2 separate regions of the Homo sapiens genome follow, and region 1 is linked to region 2. Evidence: read pairs that join two places in POLR2A ChIA-PET (ENCODE). Cell type or tissue: CD4-positive, alpha-beta T cell. All regions are shown on one strand.

Evidence for each region. ChIA-PET counts read pairs that join two places held together with the same protein. Peaks named below come from ENCODE experiments on the same cell type or tissue, not always from the same donor. Only the 100,000 strongest peaks of a DNase experiment are listed, where the experiment ranks them.
Region 1: POLR2A ChIA-PET joins it to region 2 with 6 read pairs; 5 of 35 experiments call an interaction of 5 or more read pairs at or near these places.

The regions. Positions count from the first base shown.
Region 1 is chr4:142,695,671-142,698,170 of GRCh38, forward strand. All of the region lies in intron 2 of INPP4B (inositol polyphosphate-4-phosphatase type II B), which reads right to left. Among named protein-coding and RNA genes, the nearest start is that of INPP4B, 150 kb to the right of the region's middle. In CD4-positive, alpha-beta T cell, no CTCF peak of the experiment used is centred here; a DNase peak (open chromatin) is centred at 1,281; H3K27ac peaks cover 2,500 bases.
Region 2 is chr4:142,415,280-142,417,779 of GRCh38, forward strand. All of the region lies in intron 5 of INPP4B (inositol polyphosphate-4-phosphatase type II B), which reads right to left. Among named protein-coding and RNA genes, the nearest start is that of INPP4B, 430 kb to the right of the region's middle. In CD4-positive, alpha-beta T cell, no CTCF peak of the experiment used is centred here; DNase peaks (open chromatin) are centred at 1,532 and 1,922; H3K4me3 peaks cover 827 bases; H3K27ac peaks cover 1,447 bases.

The DNA of each region.
Region 1 (2,500 bases), 280 kb after region 2:
AACAGATACGATTTAATAAACTGTGCAATAGAATTTAAATCAGTTATATAATGCTCATTAAGACAATGACAGTGCTCTATCCAACAGAGCACTAAGTTACTACAATCAAATCTTAGTTGTCAGGCATAATGCTTGAAGGAAATAAAAATATTTTACCCCAAAATATACTTATTTGGCATATTTTAAGATGGATATCCAGAGGGCTACAAATTCCCCTCAACCCCTATAGGCTCAAGGCAGTGTTTCTTATCTTGATGTGGGATCTCAAGGGAAAGGCGGGCCAGGATAATCCAAAACCTAGACACTGTGGATCAGATGACAGATCAAGTTCAAGGAGAGCCAGCTGGGACTAGGAGAATTAGACAGGTGCCCCTGGATTGAGCAAGAAAATGTTGAGTATTGACAAAGTTATCAGACGAGGAAAGGTTAGAAAGGTCCCAGGAGCCTAGAAGGGCAGTGTTTACAGTCCAGGAAGTCAAATAATGACACCAGCATATTCGATGGATTAAGGCACACTCTGATTCTAAAACAGATCATTTCCTCTGTGCCCTTTTCCATGTGTCTGATAAGACAGAGAGTGTGCCTGGTCCTACTAGCATTTATACCATCCTCAAGGGGCCAGAAAGCCCCAGGAGAACTTTCCAAGAGATCCTCATGCAACAACCCACCTTGTTCCATAACTGTGCCCAGCAGCTCAAGGGAACAATTATAAACAAGGATACCACCCCCAAAGAGTAATAAAATCTAGCTGAGGGGACAAAATATACACAAACATCAGTGCAAGGCACTAACTGACCCAGGCTGTAATTCTGTGGTACAGATACTCCCTTTCCCCACCCCAGCCCTGACATCTGTCTCCTACACAAACTACACCTTCAGTGCTTGCCCAACTTTGTTGCTTACTTCACTGCTTACACCCACTTAAACTGGGTCATCCTGGCATCTGCAGTGCCCACTCAACCCTGCGTCCCTCTGCCTTGCCATCAGCTACTACTTATGTTGTTCTCCAAACATTTCAAAACCAGGCACTACACAGCCATCGACTTCTGATCCTAATTCACCATGTCCTTTACAGCCAGCCAGTAGAGAGGCTCAGTAAGAGGGCAAATTGGATAACACCAAGGCTGTCCAAGAAAAGCAGGTTTATAGTTCCATTCTTTTATTGTAAAATTACTTATTAAATTACTTCCCTTTGCATGTTTTACTTGTTTTTATAACAGTGCTTTCCTCTAGCAAGGAAGTAGATAAAACCACAGTGTGCAGCCCCGCACACTCCACTGTATGTGTTTATTCTTAGAATGGTAAGTCAGAGAGAGTGGAACACTGGCAAGCTTTCACCTGCTTTTAGTTTAAAAGGATGTCAGTTACAGTTTATTATCCCAATGATGCATTTTTAAAAATTCTTACAATCATATTATATACATGTGATGTTGATGTCAATCATAAGCAGCCTAAGTTACATTGTTATTAAAATTACCTGTTGTACAATGCTTCATATTTTCCAGGAAAAGGAGACATTTAAATTATATGGTTTTGGTGAAAACACATCGGTAACTGAACATGGGATGAACAACCTCTATATCATTCTCCCTTTTAATACTGTTAGGCTTTCCCCAACCCACACCAATGCCATCAACCTTGCTCCCAGAAAAGCTACCTAAATTCTCTGAGTTGCCATTCATAAAAACAGAGTCTGGGATCAACTGTGAAAGTGAATTATATACATGAGTGAATAAATCAAAATAATACTCTAACGAAATAGGTAAGCCAAGTTTATTGTTTCTGGCAGTAGGCTTTAACCATGTGATAATGTTCTGTTGATTTTCTCTTAAAAATGTCATCCAATTACATAAAACTGTCAATCAATCTTAATCAAACAAGATTTGGACAATGGATTCTTGCTGGGCTTTTCTATATGATTAAACGATAGGAACTTATTTGCTTTATTACTTTATATGGCCAAAGCATATACTGGAAACCTACAAGAAAAACAGGAGACAAAGGTGAGCTACAAGCAAGGAACTGAAGAAAATGCAGCCATGGAAATTTCCCAATATCATGAGTTATTCAGATTTCCAAGCTGGATCAAGTAGAAATCCTAGAACATGAGGCATGGGTAAAAGTTCTTAAATAGGGCCAAGACATTACAAATCCCTTTCTAGGCCATGACTTACTTAAATCACATTTTGTTCCTGTATTCATATGTAAATAACAATAATAATAAAATCCTTATCAGATAAACTCAGAGTTTTAAAGACTACATTTGAGAATTTCAAATTCCTAGAATACTGAATATTTAACAAAACAAGGGCTATAATTTAAGGTTAGCTTCTTATAATATGAAACATGCTTGAATTTAAAAAGAGTATAATGCAAGAAGACTGGCTGTGAAAATTTTAAAATTCTAATCTGCTTATAAAACACTCAAGCTGAAATAAATCTTGGCTGTAATTAAGATAAGTAACCACAGCTATAGGGCTACTGTTAGCATGAACATGCC
Region 2 (2,500 bases):
AAGGGTGGCAGGAAAGTCAGGGCTTCAGTTACCAAAGGTGGATGGCTAAGGGGAGTGGACTCAAGATGGCTGGACTCCGAGTGAATGCACAAAATGGTGTCAGGCAGAAAAGACACATGAAAAAATGCTCATCAACACTGGCCATCAGAGAAATGCAAATCAAAACCACAATGATACCATCTCACACCAGTTAGAATGGCGATCATTAAAAAGTCAGGAAACAACAGGTGCTGGAGAGGATGTGGAGAAATAGGAACACTTTTACACTGTTGGTGGGACTGTAAACTAGTTCAACCATTGTGGAAGTCAGTGTGGCGATTCCTCAGGGATCTAGAACTAGAAATACCATTTGACCCAGCAATCCCATTACTGGATATATACCCAAAGGATTATAAATCATGCTGCTATAAAGACACGTGCACACGTATGTTTATTACGGCACTATTCACAATAGCAAAGACTTGGAACCAACCCAAATGTCCAACAATGATAGACTGGATTAAGAAAATGTGGCACATATACACCATGAAATACTATGCAGCCATAAAAAATGATGAGTTCATGTCCTTTGTAGGGACATGGATGAAGCTGGAAACCATCATTCTCAGCAAACTATCACAAGGACAAAAAACCGAACACCGCATGTTCTCACTCATAGGTGGGAATTGAACAATGAGAACACATGGACACAGGAAGGGGAACATCACACTCTGGGGACTGTTGTGGGGTGGGGTGAGGGGGGAGGGATAGCATTAGGAGATATACCTAATGCTAAATGATGAGTTAATGGGTGCAGCACACGAGCATGGCACATGTATACATATGTAACTAACCTGCACGTTGTGCACATGTACCCTAAAACTTAAAGTATAATAAAAAAAATAGTGTCAGGCAGGTATTTAGGAGTTTGAGGGAGAATAAAGAAAATAGGGGCCTGGAATGTTGTCTTGAGGAGTTGACAGTCTTCTGAGGGAATTTGTTTGGGCAGGAGGTAGCAAGCCGACAGGGAGGCAGCTGTTCAATCCAGATGACTTCCCATACAACACACTGACTCATGGTCTGGGTTTTACCAAATCCTGAGCATGCTTTCCCAAACCAAAATATTCAGGAGAATTGCATTGTGCAGATGGTGGTTGGTTAAGGGCTTGAATTTTAGGAAATGATGTCTAAATTAAGGTTAAAAATTATTTAAGTAATTTTTTTTCCTGAAAATTTGTTTGGGCTTAATGGCTATGTGCTATTGCTCAAATGCCAAATATTTTACCAGTAGAATTAAATTATTAAATTGAAGACACATAAAAAGACAGATTAGGAAGTAAGAGGAATAGGGAAGAATGAGAAAAATAGATGGTTCTAGGGGCATAATGAGCTTCTCATTTTGTTGTCTCCATCTAGATCATCCTTTGGGCAAGAACCAGTTTTGAAGTGCTTAAAGAAGATAACTCCAGTTTCGCTTCAGTCATCAATCATGTGTGATTCTGTGTAGGCAAAAGACAATCTCAATATTCATTTGACTAACTAGGGCTTTGAGGGTGTCGATTCTTCTGTCATAAGATAGTTGACTCACAGGAAATAAAACAAGCTTCATACAGATAAGCTAAAGCTAGAAATGACTAGTGATCCAGGATATAAGAGAAGGAGGAGTTTATAAGTGAGAAAGTAAATCTGGGCTGGCTGGAAAGCAGAGGGTCTAATTACTTGGAGCAAAATCCACCAATTCAACAGTTTGTGAAAGCAACCGAGATCAGACAACTTCGTGGGAAAGAGTAGTTCTAAGAGGATCAGTGTTTGAAGGAAAAAAGAGCATACTTCTCAGAATATTTGGGATCTCCAGGGAGAGCAGTTCAAATGAAAGCTCAGCAGAGTGGCTGCTAGCTCAAAGTAGAAAGCTTCAGAGCCCTAGGCATACAGGAAGTTTCAGAACAGAAGAGTAGTTTACACTACTCAAATTAAATTAAAAAGAACCTCTTCCGGGATGCACTGTAGCCTAGGCAAGATGAGAATATGATGCACCTTCCCTTCTGTTTAAGGTCTTCTTGGCAGTTCTTACTTGCTCTGCCTTCCAAATTGCCAAAAGTTGAGGGCCATAGATTCAGTCCTGACTGTGTGATTTTGGGTTTGTTACGGAGTCTTAGTATCTTCATCTGGGAATGGGGATGATAATTATGTTTATTCTCACTTAGTGCTTGTGTGGATCCAATTAAATAAAATGTGTGAAAAAATGTATTAAATTCCTAACAATGTATTAGTAATATACTTCTCAATTTCATCTATATTAGCTCAAACAACTTGCAAAATAGGAATTATTATCTGCAATTCACAGATAAGGAATCAGAGTTTCAGGGACAGAAAGGGATTAACCCAAGATAATAATTAGAATAATACCATTGGAGAATCACTTATACATCTAGCACTATTCTTAGTGCTTTAGGAATGCTGTCTGATTGAGTTTGCAAAACGACCCAGGAATGATGAATTTTTCAGGATTTTTGAGGCGGTA